2 separate regions of the Homo sapiens genome follow, and region 2 is linked to region 1. A link is a loop called in an ENCODE intact Hi-C map of the cell type or tissue named here. Cell type or tissue: endothelial cell of umbilical vein. All regions are shown on one strand. Links, peaks and the distances in the headings refer to the core of each region. The heading gives the core; the rest is flanking DNA. Region 1 overlaps RERE (arginine-glutamic acid dipeptide repeats). Region 2 overlaps RERE (arginine-glutamic acid dipeptide repeats).

Region 1 (8,155 bases), core at 2,072-6,071:
GCTGGAAAACAGTCCTCAGTCAGCAAGACACTTACGATCTCCTGTGCTGCCCTCCACAATCAATACTGGAGAATGCACTGATGCGAGTACACAATAAACCCAAGAATGTTCCCCAGGTCACATGTCCTCAGTCCAATCACAAAGCAATCACTCCAGATCCTTGGATCCTTAATAAAACATTATCCTTAGGGGAGAAAAAGTAGCACAGAAAACAAATTACAAGTTACAAGTTTATCTGCTCGTTCTTGGAGTGTGTTGAGATAGCTCCCTAAGCTGAACTCTTCTCCATATACCTGAAGGAATCTAAATATCTAATCCCTCCTCCGCCAACAGGCCACAGAGAAATAGTAAAATAAGTGTATGCTGAGTGATTACACCATCATTAACTCAGTACAAAATTACACTTAATTTCACTTTTTCTTTTCTTCCACTTATACTTTTAAGAACTCAGCAGAAATTCAATGAGCTATGGAGTGTACTACACATGTTACTAGGGCCTGAGATGCTCTTTGAGGGACTTTCACACTCCTTACCATACTGGATGTGGAACCAGATGTGTGTGTTTGGTTCAGGATTCTGTCATTAGTCATGTGACCTTGAACAAGTTTGTCAAAGGTTAGCTCAAACGTTAAAAAACGTGACACTGGCCACAAGGCTACAGCAGAGCCAGGACTCAAACACAAGTCCTCTAACTTCAGTCTATTATACCACAATGCCAGCCAAAAATTCTTACCCGGGAATAAACAGAACTCAAAAAATATTCAAAATGCTAACTTTACTCTATGGTGGTTATGGATAAAGTGTGATGAAATAAGATCAGCAGCTGTAGAAACTTACCTTGAAAGGTAGAGATAAGGGATAGCTAAGGTCAAGAATTCAAAACTAACAGCAATGCAGTAATGCTGAACTTCAACACACATTTCTACAACTGCGAAGGGCTCAGATTTTCTTATAGGAAGAAACTCTGGTAGGAAAAAGCTATAATCTCACAATTTACAAAGAAACTACAGGGCATTTTGTTTTCCTTTTGATTCACCATGGCTAAAGGATAAAGCTCTCTCTCCTCCTTTATAACCCAACTCTAGCACCAGCTTGAAAGCAAACCTTATACATCAGTTTCCTCCTGAGTGAATGGAATGGCAAGAGCCCCCTCAGAGTTACTGTGACCGGATGAAACCACACAACCGAGCCCTTTGATCTTCAAGAAGAATGGTGCTAAGCACTAACATGATCAGTCTTTTTCTTTTTTCTTTTTTGTTCCCCATGGTTTTTTTCATTACATTTGTTTGATCCCTTTTCATGTGCCCACAGACTATTTTATTTGTATCTCTCTCAAAATTGAATTTATTTTTAGTAGTACTGGTTTATAACTATGGAGAAAGAATAAATTATTTCTGTGAATAAACTATGAGAAGAAAATTGGAAAAAAAAGGTAAAGCTTAACTTTAACCATCCCCCACCAAATACACCCCAAACATTTTTTAAGCTAATCTACCTTCGTGAAGAGAAAGAGAACAAACAGAGACTGCTGGGGGGCACTGCCATCCCATTCTGTTTTATGGGAGTAATGGGACAGGCAAAGCTTCTTTCACAGTGAGCGCTGCTGCCAAGAGCGAGGCCGGATCACTAAGTGACAGCAACGCGACCCTGCACCATTAGGGAAGTGCGTCCACACACACGTGTGACCCTGCACCACTGGGCCAGCACGTCCACACACACACAAAACTGCACCACTAGGCCAGTGCGTTCACACACACGTGACACCACACCACTAGGCCAGCAAGTCCACAAACACTCATGACACCACACCAGTAGGCCAGCTCGTCCACACACATGTGTGCAACACTGCACCACTAGGCCAGCATGTCCACACACACGTGACACACCAGTAGGCCAGTGTGTCCACATATACGCGTGCAACACAGCACCACTAGGCCAGTACATCCACAAACAATCGTGACACCACACAAGTAGGCCAGTGCATCCACACATGCGTGTGCGACACACCACTAGGCCAGTGCGTCCACACACACGTGCAAAATTGCACCATTAGGCCAGCATGTCCACATGCATATGAGACACTGCACCATTAAGCCAGTGCGTCCACACACACGTGACACTACACTACTAGGCCGGCACGTCCACACACTCATGCAAAATTGCACCACTAGGCCAGCACATCCACACACACACGTAAAATTGCACCATTAGGCCAGCGCGTCCACATGCACGAGACACTGCACCACAAAGCCAGCGTGTCCACACACACGTGACACTGCACCACTGGATCAGCACATCCACACACTCACGCGACACTGCACCATTAGGCCAGCTTGTTCAGTGACCAAACAACCACCTGTCATCTGATGTCTTTGAAAAAAATCCAAGTCACAAAAGGATGTTGTATTTGACACTTACAAAATCAAATTCAAGGTAAAAGTTTTATAAAGCAGCTACCACTTTTTATGACCACTTTAAAGAAAACACCACAGGAGAAAAAAAAACTAATTAATGAGGATTATAATTATATACCCAGTGAAAAGAAGATAAAGTATTACCACTGTAGCACTCCAGCTGTGGTGGCCAGTGAAAGGACAGTGACTTACACATTTACACATCTCCAAGAAACATCTGATTGTAAACTTAGCTACAGTAAATTCATGGAAATCAGATGGAATTATTTAGGATAACTTGTTCTTCTAAAAATGCTAAAGATAAAAATGGGCCAGACGTGGTGGCTCATGCCTGTAATCCCAGCACTTTGGGAGGCTGAGGTGGGTGATCACTTGAGGTCAGGAGTTCAAGACCAGCCTGGCCAAGATGGTGAAACCCTGTCTCTACTAAAAATACAAAAATTAGCTGGGCATCGTGGCACATGCCTGTAGTCCCAGCTACTCGGGAGACTGAGGTAGGAGAATGAATCACTTGAACCCAGGAGGCGGAGGTTGCAGTAAAGTGAGCCAAGATCAAGCCACTGAGCTCCAGCCTGGGTGACAGAGCAACACCCCGTCTCAGAAAAAAAGATTCTACAAATCTCAATACCAATGATAAGTACTCAAATATGTTGATTTTAAGCATTTATGTCAAAACATGTTGAATACAGTTACATATCTCACATATTTGTTCAACTGAAACTCTAAATCGATTAAAATCTTTTCCCTCAACCCGTGAGACAAGACGGAAACAGGAAGGAAAGAGTATGCAAACCAGTGTAAGAAGTATTCCAGGATTTGGCTGAGTGCGGTGGTTCACACTTGCAATCCCAGCACTTTGGGAGGTCAAAGTGGGTGGATTGCTTAAGTTTAGGAGTTCAAGACCAGCCTGGGCAAGATGGTAAAAGCTCATCTCTATGAAAAATACAAAAATTAGCCAGGTGTGGTGGTGCACACCTGTAGTCCCAGCTACTTGGGGAGGTAGGATTGCCTGAGCCCAGGAGTTTGAGGCTGCAGTGAGCCATAATCTCACCACTGCACTCCAGGCTGGACAACAGAGCGAGATCCTGTCTCAAAAAAAAAAAAAAAAAAAAGACAAGAAATATTCCAGGATTAAGTCATCGGTCCCAGCTAACAATATTCCAGGATTAAGTCACCGGTCCCAGGTAACAATATTCCAGGATTAAGTCACCGGTCCCAGCTAACAATATTCCAGGATTAAGTCACCAGTCCCAGCTAACAATATTCCAGGATTAAGTCACTGGTCCCAGCTAACAATATTCCAGGATTAAGTCACTGGTCCCAGGTAACAATTTAACTGTTCCATCAATATAATCAACCCTGCATTAACTTCCTTTGTTCAGCAAGTGAGCTTAAGCTTGGAAAGCCAATCTTAAAAGTCACACAAAGCTTGTGGAAGTTCACAAGAAGTTTATAAAACACTGAGAAACTCTCTAAATTCATCTAAATTCCTGTAAGAAGTCAAACCTAACTACATCCATGCCATACCCCACAGCAGAGTTGGCAAACTATGGCCAGAAAAGCCATATCTGGCACACCGCCTGCTTCCTGTGGCCTGAGAGAAGAGTTTTCCCATTTTTAAATGGCTGAAAAAGAAAGCAAAAGAAGAATATTTCCTGACACATGAAAATTAAATGAAACTCAAATTTCAATATCCATCAAGTTTTACTGCAGCCCAGCCACTTCATTTATTTCCATGTTGTCTATTGCTTTTATGCCACAATGGCTGAGCTGAGTCACTGCAACAGATACCATGTGAAACATCAGCTGACCCGAAAAGCTTGCCAAAGCCTGCCCTAAAGTTGCTACTAATTTACCTTGAAATAACTGACTTTAGCTATGTAGCTTTGCAAAAAAGACTCCAGGTGGTTTTCCTGAATACCATCTGAGCATCAGAATGGAGAAATTATTGTAACTCATTGTAGTTTTAAGATAAAAGCTACCAAAATCCTAGTATTTTGTTAAAACCATATTACAGTACTTAACAAAAAAAAAGTAGTCTTTCACCACTTTATTTCCAGTGAGGAAAGGGTTTTAAGAATATCAGTAGTCTTACTTCCTATACCACTTAAAAGGCACAAAGTCAGCCATACACACACAAAATGAGCCATTATGGGCATCCTTTTCTTGAAAGAGACAGAAAATACCCAAAGATGCAAATGTCATGGTCATTTTTTTGACATAATTTCTGAAGACATTATGACTGGCTGGAATGTTACCTTCTGCCTCAGAATGAAATCTTCAATATCTTTCTACCCATCTCCTCCCCCTGCCAATGAAGCTGTATAGTAGGAAATTTTTCAGACATACAGAAAATGGAAGAATAGTTCAATGAAAATCTCTATAAATTTTGCCTGGGTTCTCAAGTAATTACACGCTGCCATATCTGCTTCATCCATTTCTCTGTCTTTTCTAGTGGCAGGAATTAAATCTTTAGAAAGTAAACTGCAGACCATCAGAACACTTTTTCCCACCTCAGCTTCCCAAAATGCCAGGATTACAGATGTGAGCCACCACACCTGGCCCATCGGAACATTTCACCCACATACTTCAGCAAACAATACCAGGATAATAATTTCCAAGGAAATGAAGATACAATAATATAGAAACAGCATTAAAAAGTAAATTATCAAAAAAAAAAAAGAGAGAGAGAAGTAAAGCTAGATTAGTGAAGACACGGAGAACCTCTGCAATCTCAACAATCCAGAGCGGACACTGGCATGTTCACTGAGGCCAAAAGAGGAGTCTGATTAATACAGTGACTACTAAAAGATCAGGAGAAATTACTCTCCACCTCCTGCACTCAGTGACTCCTCCTTCACATGGAAGAGCACGTCTCCAGTACTTACCTAAGGGCAGCAGCATGGTAAGTGTCAACGTAATCAGAAATGAAGAGCTCTCGGTTCTTGATAACTGGGTCTGTAATGACAAGTTCTCTTCCAGAGTCTGTCAAAAAATTAATTAAGACGACATTAAAACTGAGTTTCCCAAAACAAGTAAAAAAAATTTGTAAAACTTTTCTTTCACGTTTACCACCCACTAAATAACCGGGCCTGGTTAGCATCGTTAAGTATGCAAAATAGAGAAGAGGAATCATAAATTGCAAGAATAACAATAACAGAATGTACAGTTTTTGTCAACAAAGTATCTTCTTGGCTATGTTTTATACCCCTTAGTAAGACCCTATATTTTGCCAAAATGGATTAAGCACAAATGGAAAAAGAAGAAAAACAACTATCTTATCCTAGCACCTCCTTCAACTACCAAAATACTTAGTGATCCTGTCTTATTTTTCTTGCTAAATATTACAAAATGGAGTGAACTTACACAGTTTCCATTGATAAGAATATTTTTAACAAGGAACTATAATTTACACGCTTTAACAGAGGTTTTTTTATAGTTTCAAAGAAGGAAAAAAAAAAAACAGAAAGATAAAAAAAGAACATCATTCTTCCAAGCTGTTTTTCATTGGTTTGTTGACTGTGAGAAAAGTGGAGCAGGATCAGGGCCAGGCAAAGTTTGATGCCAGCGCCAGCACTGCCACTTAGACAATGCATGGCCCCAGCAACGTCCTTAGCATCTCTCAACCTCAGTTTCCTCATCTGGAACTAGAGAGGGACAGACCCACCTCACGTGACTAACTGGTAGCCAATGTGAATCATCAAGCATAAGGCCTACCAACACTCCAAAATCCATTTTTCAAAAAGTTATCTTCATTTAATGAAATGTCTTTAGAAAGAACTTTGCCCAAAGCTAAGAAACACACAAATCAAACCACAAGGACATATTTACCATTTTCATTATGTCGATCCTGAACCAAATGCTGATACACAGAATCTGGAACCTCAGATTGACGGTAGTACCATTTGACGTTCATGAGGAGATGGTCCCTCTTACTCTGAAAAGGAAAATCTAACAGCATTAGGAACAGGATTTCAGGTGGCCACAAGTGCATATCATACCCATGACCAAAAGCCCCTGTAAACGGGTGGACACGTAGATAGGGAGAGACACAATTACCATCAGGACCACAACAATACATAAGTCAGTTATGAGGTCAAGTTTTGTTTTTTAAAAACACCCATCAATAGATCCCTCTCACCTTACCCCTCTAAACTGCTTATTTCAGGAAACAAAAGGAGACCAGTCTTGAATCTGTTTATCTCCCCAGTTTAACTAATCCATTCAAAATTACATTTTTATTTAACATTAACTATACAATACTACATTAATATATCCTTCTATTTTAATCTTTAATCATTTTGGTAAATATTTAGAGTCAGTGTTAGCTGACTGTCAAGGCTCATTAAGGGCAATAAGGCTAGAAAGAACTTACCCCACAAGGCCTGGCACAAAATAATCTCTTCTCCAAGGTTTGCCTATTACCCAGACTAAATCAGATTCTCCTTCCACTGTTTAGCCACAGTTATTGTTAAGTGCCAAATGAATATAGCGAAGAATGGGTGGTGATGAAGGTACTATGAGTCCAGAGACCTCATCTCATTTATTTCCGAATCTCCAGATAATAGAACATCTTGTATAAAATTATTTGTGAATAATGAAGAATTTTATGATTATCACATAAATGATCCTGTAAATGTTTGTAGGACACTGCACTATGTTATCCCTAAAAGTTAATTTTGTTCCCAGTTTGTTCAGAGAATAAAGGATCAAATATTGCCCTTCCATTAGCAAGTTATGGGGCTGCAGCTTGCAAAAGATCATCTCTGTGGCTGGTCAAGAAATAGCTCAACAGGGAGTGCACTGAGGTTCCCTGCGGCCTCCTAAAATACTTTTCCAACCCATGTGCGGCCTTAACAGGCTTCTCCAAGGTGAATGCAGTATCATGCCTTTCAGCAGCCTCTACGTTCTCATCACAGGCCCGTTGGTCAGTAATGAATGAGAGCTAAAATTCAAGAAATGCCTCATGTTTATAAAGGGGATGCCTAAATCCTAAAATATGATAAAAGAGCCCTCATTAATGAAGGAAGATGCTTCCTGCTTTAACGAGCAAGTCACAAATATAGCCAACACTAAAACACCAGGAAGGTTCCAAAAAACCTTTGCTAAAAAACACTTAAAAGCCATTTAAAGAATCAGAAAGATGACAATTGCCACAAGTTTCAACAGAACTCAAATGTGAAGATGTGTTATTTCTTTTTTTTTTCCTTTTCTTTTTTTTTTTTTTGAGAAGGAGCCTCACTGTGTCGCCCAGGCTGGAGTGCAGTGGCGTGATCTCGGCTCACTGCAACCTCCACCTCCTAGGTTCAAACGATTCTCCTGCCTCAGCCTCCCAAGTAGCTGGGATTATAGGTGTGTGCCACCATGCCCAGCTATTTTTTGTATTTTTAGTAGAGACATGTTTTGACAATGTTGGCCAGACTGGTCAGGAACTCCTGACCTCAGGTGATCCATCCACCCACCTCGGCCTCCCAATCTGCTGGGATTTCAAGCATGAGCCACCACGCCGGCCGAAAATGTGCTGTTTTAAAGTAAATACAAAAATTAGCCGGGTATGGTGGGGCATGCCTATAATCCCAGCTACTCAGGAGGCTGAGGCAGGAGAATTGCTTGAACCTGGGAGGCGGAAGTTGAGGTGAGCCAAGATCGTGCCATTGCACTCCAGCCTGGGCAACAAGAGCAAAACTCCAGCTCAAAAAAAAAAAAAAAAAAAAAAAACAGAACAAAACAAAACAAAAAAC
Region 2 (8,155 bases), core at 2,305-6,304, 68 kb before region 1:
ACTAAAAAATTTTCAAAAAATAAAAGTTGAAAATTATATATTATTATGCTAATAATCAGCTGAAAAGGTCTTGGTTATACCAGAAAACCTCAACTGCGTGATCTTTTTCTGCATCCTCACTAATGCTATGATTAACAGCACAACTTTCTGTTGACTTCAATATCCTGTTATTACATAAATAAAACACTGGCAACAGTGCCTGTCAAGGCTGATTTATATGATGTGCTGTTCTGAAATTTATTGGATTTCCATAATAAGAAATCATAGAGCCTATCAGCTTTACCCATTAGACTTTCCAACAACAAATAAAAAATCCTGAACGACAAGAAAACCCAACATCTTACCTTAACCCAAGCCAGCAAACACTAACCATTTAATGTTGACTCATCTGGATAGAAACATTTAAGTAAAGGGTGTGGGTATGGAATGAATGTCAGAAGGCTCCTCTCACATGCTTAGGGAAAACTTATGAAAGGGCCTCCCGGCAATGCCTTATTTGGGAGCTGAGAAATATTCCACATTCAAGTCATAAGCACTGCAAAGCTAATCCAGGTCCAGATACTTTAGTGAAGGCCATTTATAATGAACAAACAAAAAATCTGACAAAAATTCTATGGACTTAATTTTTTAGAATAAAAGAGAAATGAAAATGATCCTTAGAATAGGGTTATCTGCATATTCTGCTATGCCAACTTCCTAACATCAATTTCTGGATGATCAAGTGTGATATGAACTTGAACTTGATTTATCTATTCAATCATTCAACAACCATTTAGTATCTCTCTACCATGTGTCAGGCATCAGACTAGGGTTAGAAAACACAAATAATTAATACTCAACAGTTAACAAATAGTGATATTTATAGACCAGAGATGAAAAACTATGAAGCCACTGGGAGCCTTGAATTCTTTGCTGAAGGAGATGTGGGTGTGCATAAATAAATAAGCAAACAAACATGTACTCTCTTGAATACATAAAGAGCTTAATCCAAACGTCTAAAAGCCACCCGTATCTCAGGGAATAAAACTGTCCAGGCGGAGGTGAAATCTTTGTTGCATGATTATAAATTTTACTTACACACAGTGAATATATAGTTATGTTTAGTGTTGGTGAGAAAATGGCAATAAATTACTGAGAAAGAAAAAGCAAAATAATTTGAATTGTATTAGAAACCAGGAAAGATACCTGAGCCCAAAGAAGGAAATCCAATATCAGTTTAGTAAAAATAAGTTGGCAAGATATATTCTAGAAAACCTTAGTCTCAAATGATGGGGCTTTTCTGCAGTTTCTAAGTAGGAATATAAAGGTCTATTTTGTAAATAGCCAAATAAATGTAAGCACTCAAAGGTGGCTAAATTAACCCCATTAGGATAAGACAGATCATCTCCATGTTATATAGCATGATGTTTACAAATTATATGTCAGCTGCAAGTGTTCAGATGAGCCTAATGCAAACACTGTATGAGGAAACACACACAGAAATATTTCCACACAAGATCTTTCTGGGGAAACACCATTACTTCTTCATATTTAACATAAGCTTATATTTAATATATAAAAATACAAATAAAACTTTTTTTTTTTTTTTGAGATGGAGTCTCGCTCTGTCGCCCAGGCTGGAGTGCAGTAGCGCCATCTCGGCTCACTGCAAGCTCTGCCTCCAGGCCACACCATTCTCCTGCCTCAGCCTCCCAAGTAGCTGGGATTACAGGCGCCACCATCACGTCCAGCTAATTTTTGTAATTTTAGTAGAGATGAGGTTTCACTATGTTAGCCAGGCTGGTATGGAACTCCCAGCCTCAGGTGATCCACCCACCTTGGCCTCCCAATGTGCTGGGATTACAGGTGTGAGCCACTGTGCCCAGCCAAATAAAACAATTTTACATTTATAGGTGTTCACATTTGAAATATTAAAATAAAACATATCATTGCTACATACAAAAAGGAATACGCCCAATGTTACTAAGAAATCCCTCTTTTCCTAATGAGAGAGACCAACATGTTTATTACATCTTCTTCCTCTACAGCGGTACAAAGCTGTTTCTTATGTATGAAAAGATAAGAAATGCATGTTAACATAAATGAACAAACAAAGAACAACTGTCCTGAACTATCTGCCAGTTCACTATTGGACCAAAAGTAGCAAGTCATGTGGCCATGAAAATAAGATATTTATTAACTACCTCTGTGATTCTTCAATGAGGCCTCTACTATTAAGAATGTGGGCCGGATCCGGTGGCTTACTCCTGTAACCCCAGCACTTTGGGAAGCCAAGGTGGGCAGATCACCTGATGTAGGGAGTTCAAGACCAGCCTGACCAATATGGAGAAACCCCGTCTCTACTAAGAATACAAAATTCACTGGACGTGGTGCCGCATGTCTGTAATCCTAGCTACTTGGGAGGCTGAGGCAGGAGAATCACTTGAACCTGGGAGGCGGAGGTTGTGGTGAGCCGAGATCGTGCCATCGCACTCCAGCCTGGGGAACAACAGCGAAACTCTGTCTCAAAAAAAAGACATACGGCTAAAGTTTTATATAACCTGAAAACCATCTTCATTAAATTAAAACAGACTCAACACTCCAAACAAAAGGCAGAGCTTGCCAAACTAGATAAAAAGGCATGAAACAACTAAAGAATACAGGAGATGTTACCTTAAATACAAAGAAAAAACAAGATTCAAAGTAAGAAGTTGTAAAGAGATGTACCATGCAGACAACAAGCATAAGAAAACTAGAGTGGCTGTATTAACATTAGACAAAACAGACTTCAAGACAAAGAATATTAGTAGACACAAAAAAGGTTACAGCAGAAAGGTAAAAGGGTCAAAAGACAGAGAAAGACACAAATATTTTAAGTGTTCATGTGTCTAATAACCAACTTCAAATATATGAAGCAAAAATTAACAGAATCAAAAGGAGAAACAACCAACTCTACAATCACTTTTTTTTTTTTTTTTTTTTGGAGATGGAGTCTCGCTCTATTGGCAGGCTGGAGTGCAGTGGCGCGATCTTGGCTCACTGCAATCTCCGCCTCCCAGATTCAAGCAATTCTCCTGCCTCAGGCTCCCTGAGTAGCTGGGACTACAGGTGTGCGCCACCACACCCGGCTAATTTTTCTATTTTTAGTAGAGACGGGGTTTCACCACATTGGCCAGGATGTTCTCGATCTCTTGACCTTGTGACCCGCCCACCTCGGCCTCCCAAAGTGCTGGAATTACAGGCGTAAGCCACCGCGCCTGGCCTACAATCACTATTGAAGACTTTCATACATGTCTCTCAGTAACATACAACTAGGTGATAAAAAAAATTAGTATAAGAGAAGATATGAATACTAACGTCAACCACTGACACTGCATAACAGCACACCCAGTAACTACAGAGAGCAAGTTGATGGCAAGTACACATGAAACATGAACCAAGACACATCACATGCTCAGCCAAGAAACAAGGCTCAAAAGATTTCAAAATACTGAAATGTTACTGAGTACTCTTTGACCACTGAATTAAATTAAATTAGAAATCAATAACATTCCAAAAAATAAAACTTAGAGAAGCCCCAAGTATCTGGAAATTAAGGAATTTAGTACTAAATAATTCATGGGTCAAAGAAATCACCAAAAAATTCAAAACATTTTTGAACAGAATAATAGATCACAACAAATCAAAATTTGTGGTAAAATCAGCTATTTAACATCCCACTTTAGAAAGCTAGGAGGAAAATGATCAAATTAAACCCCAAATAGGTAGAAAAAAATTAATAACGAACAGAAACCAATGAAATATAAAACAAACGGGAAAAAATAATAAAACCAAACTCTAAAGAGATCAATAATGTTGAAACGTCTTTATATTGATCAAGAGGAAACAAATTACCAGCCTTGGCAACGTGGAGTCCATCTTAAAAAAAAAAAAAAAAAGAAAAGAAAGAAAAGAAAAAAAGCACTTTCTATATAAAAAAATTTAGATGGCTAAACTGTGAATTCTGGCAAACATTTGATGTAGAAAGTAATATCAATCTTTCATAAACATCTTAAGAAAACAGAACAGGAAGAACGATTTCCCAACTAATTTTTTGAGGGAGTATTACTCTGATATGAAAACCAAAGTTCTTATTACCAAACTCCTTATTACAAAGAAGGAAGACTACAACTCAGTATCTCTCATGATCACAAATGTAAAATTCCTTAACAAATTATTAGCAAATTGAATCCAATAGTACGTAGTGACCAAGCAGGATTCATCCTAGGAACAAACAGTTCCTTCATATTTGAAATCAATGTAATTCACTATATTAACAAAATAAAGAATAACAATCATATAATAATCTCATTAGATGCAGAAGGAAAAACAAAGCAACTGACAAAATTCAATGCCCATTCACAATAAAAACTCAACAACCTGGATATATAAGAGATCATTCTAACTTGATTAAAAAAACAAAGAAAGGCCAGGTGCAGTGGCTTACACCTATAATCTCAGCATTTGGGGAAGCTGAGGAGGATCACTTGGGCCCAGGAGTTCGAGACCAGGCTGGGCAACATAGTGAGACCCCGTCACTACAAAAAATTTTACAATTAGCTGGGCATGATGGTGTACCCTGTAGTCTTAGCTACTTGGGAGGCTCAGACAGGAGGATTACTTGAGTCTGGGAGGTCAAGGCTGCAGTGATTCAAGATTGCTACACTGCACTCCAGCCTGGGCAATAGACCCTTTCTCAAAACAAACAAATACAACAAAAACTGCATTGTACTTAATAGTAAATGACTGAAAACTTTCTAAGATTAGAAAGATAATGTCCACTCTCATCACTTCTATTCAGTATTATAGCAGAGGTTCAAGGAAGTGCAATAAAGCACAAAAAAGAAATAAAACACATAGATCATAAAGGAAGAGGTAAAACTATATTTGCACACGACATGTTTAGCAGGACCAAAAAAAGCCAACATATAAAAACTGATTGTGTTTCTATGCTATCGAAGACCATTTAGAAATTAAAATTTTAGTTACAACAGAATCCTCAAACAGGAAATACTTAGGAGTAAATTTAACAAAATGTTGTAAGATCTGTATTCCCAAAAAATCTTATTGTAAGAAGTAAAAGAAAGCGGGGCATGGTGGCATGCACTTGTAGTCCCAGCTACTCAGGAGGCTGAAGCAGGAGATCACGTGAGCCAAGGACTTCAAGCCCAGACTGAACAACATAGCAAGACCTCTTTAAATTTTTTTTAATCAAAAAAAAAAAAAAAATCAAAGACAACTTCTTTAAAAATAGAGAAATATCGTATTTATGGATTAGAAGATCCAATATTGTTAGGATGTCAGTATTTCCCAAACTGATCCATAAATTCAATAGAATCCCAATTAAAATTCCATCAGACTTTTTATTTTTTATTATTATTATTTTTTTGAGACAGAGTTTCACTCTTGTTGCCCAGGCTAGAATGCAATGGCACGGTTTCGGCTGACTGTAACCTCCGCCTCCCGGGTTCAAGTGATTCTCCTGCCTCAGCCTCCTGAATAGCTGAGATTACACGCACGTGCCACCATGCCCGGCTAATTTTTATATTTTTAGTAGAGACGAGGTTTCACCATGTTGGCCAGGCTGGTCTCAAACTCCTGACCTCAGGCGATCCGCTCACCTCGGCCTCCCAAAGTGCTGGGATTATAGGTGTGAGCCACTGCGCCTGCAAGACTTTTTAAAAATTAGAAACTGGAAGGCTGATTCTAAAATTTACATGGAAATGGAAATTACCTCAAATAGCCAAAGCAATCTTTAAAATCACATTTAAAGCAGAAAGACACCCCTGAGGTCAAGACTTCCTATATAGCTACAGTATTCAAAACACAGAGGCCCTAATAACGATCAATGAGACAGAATAGAATCCAGAAAAAGATCCAAACATAAAAAAGCAGCTGATTTTCAATAACAATGTCAAGGCAGTCAAATGAGAAAAGTTTTTCCAACCAATATTGTTCAAACAACAGGTATCTGTGTGGAAGAAAATCAATTTTCACTCCATAATTAACGCATCACAATTCAAAATGAATCAAAGACCTAAATGTAAGAAGTAAAACTTCTAGAATAAAGCACAGAAACAATCTTTGTAATCTTGGAGTAATCAGAGATAGTACCATAAAAGGAAAATAATGACTTATTAAGCTTCAGCATAACTATATATTAAAGTCAACATTAAGGAAAAAAAGTCAGGCCAGGTGCGGTGGCTCATGTCTTAATCCCGGCATTTTGGGAAGCTGAAGTGGGAAGATCACTTGAGGCCAGGCATTCTAGACCAGCCTGGGAAACATAGTGAGGCCCTGTCACTAGAAGAAACAAACAAACAAACAAAAACTCTAAAAAAAATTAGACAGGTGTAGTAGCCTGTAGTCCCAGGTACTCAGGAGGTTGAGGCAGGAGGATTGCTTGAGCTCAGGAGTTTGAGGTTACAGTGAGCTATAATCACTCTACTGTACTCCAGCCTTGGTGACAAAGTGAGACTTAAAAAAAAAAAGAAAAAGGAAAAAAAAATTTTTTTAAAAGAATGAAAAAAAGTCATGGTATGGGACAAATAATTCCCAATACATATATCAAAGGACTTCTACCTGAAATATTAACAAACAATCCTTATAACTAAATTGTAAAACAAATTTTTTTAAGTAAACAAACTATTTGAACAGAGGCTTCACAAAAAAAGATAAACAAATGGGCAATAAAACAGGAAAAGATGCTCAACCCTATTAAATTAGGAAATTCCAATAAAACCTCAATGAGATACCAGACTACACATCCATTAAAATGGATAAAATTTAAAAAAAAATAACTGACAACACCAAGTCTTGGTGAAGATGCTAAAGACGTAAAATTATAACACACTACTGATGGGAATCTAAATTGGAACCACTTTAGAAACCTGTAGGCCGGGCGCAGTGGCTCACGCCTGTAATCTCAGCACTTCGGGAGGCCCAGGTGGGAGGATCACGAGGTCAGGAGATCGAGATCATCCTGGCTAACACAGTGAAACCCCATCTCTACTAAAAATACAAAAAATTAGCCAGGCGTGGTGGCGAGTGCCTGTAGTCCCAGCTACTCGGGAGGCTGAGGCAGAAGAATGGCGTGAACCCGGGAGGCAGAGCTCGCAGTAAGCGTAGATCGCACCACTCACTGCACTCTAGCCTGGGCGACAGAGCGAGACTCTGTCTCAAAAAAAAAAAAAAAACCTGTTTGACAGAACAGGCGCAGTGGCTCACGCCTGTAATCCCAGCACTTTGGGAGGCCAAGGCGGGCGGATCACGAGGTCAAGAGGTCAAGACCATCCTGGCCAACGTGGTGAAATCCTGTCTCTACGAAAAATACAAAAAAATTAGCTGGACGTGGTGGCACATGCCTGTAGCTACTCAGGAGGCTGAGGCAGGAGAACTGCTTAAACCTGGGAGGAGGAGGTTGCAGTGAGCCGAGATCGCACCACTGCACTCCAGCCTGGGCAACATCTCAAAAAAAAAAAAAAAAGAAAAGAAAAGAAAAGAAACCTGTTTGACAGTTTCTGAGAGAGCTTCCTACGTACAAACAATCCTGCCACTCCAAGTATTTACCTGAGAGAACTGAAGATAAATGTCAACATAAAGACTCATACAACAATGTTGAAAAAACTTTTATTTATAATGGCCAAAAGCTTATAAACAACCAGAATGTTGTTTAACAAGGTTAAAGAATATGAAAAAATTGTGAATATGCATATCCATACAAGGGAATACTTATCAATAAAAAGGGGATGAACTATCGATACATGAAACACAACTGGCTCTCAAAATCCTTATGCCCAAAGAAGTCACACAATATGATTCCATTCCTGTAACATTCCGCGAAATGCAAACTACTCCAAAATGATTTTAAAAAAATAAAAAAAACATTGAAAACACGATACTTCAATGGCTATCTGAGGCTGGAAGCAGAAAATGATTATAAGAGGCCATGAGGCAACTTTTGGGGGTGTTGGAAATGTTTTGTATCTTGACATTATAGTAGTTTCACAGATTTATAAGTAGTTTCACAGATTTATATATCTGAAAACCCTCAAATTTTTTACTTTGAAACAGAGCAGTTTATTATACATAAATCTTACCTCAATAAGTTGTTTCAAAAATTACACACTAGCAATCT

The links. Peaks named below come from ENCODE experiments on the same cell type or tissue, not always from the same donor. Only the 100,000 strongest peaks of a DNase experiment are listed, where the experiment ranks them.
Region 2: it touches region 1 in a loop (2.1-fold over the local background); 2 of 110 quality-filtered maps call a loop at or near these places.

What each region holds. Positions count from the first base shown.
Region 1 is chr1:8,551,173-8,559,327 of GRCh38, forward strand. It overlaps RERE (arginine-glutamic acid dipeptide repeats), which reads right to left. Exons shown (of 23, transcript NM_001042681.2): 5 at 6,246-6,351; 6 at 5,303-5,399. Among named protein-coding and RNA genes, the nearest start is that of SNORD128, 60 kb to the left of the region's middle. In endothelial cell of umbilical vein, for the core only: no CTCF peak of the experiment used is centred there; a DNase peak (open chromatin) is centred at 4,209.
Region 2 is chr1:8,482,856-8,491,010 of GRCh38, forward strand. All of the region lies in intron 10 of RERE (arginine-glutamic acid dipeptide repeats), which reads right to left. Among named protein-coding and RNA genes, the nearest start is that of SNORD128, 8.0 kb to the right of the region's middle. In endothelial cell of umbilical vein, for the core only: no CTCF peak of the experiment used is centred there; no DNase peak of the experiment used is centred there.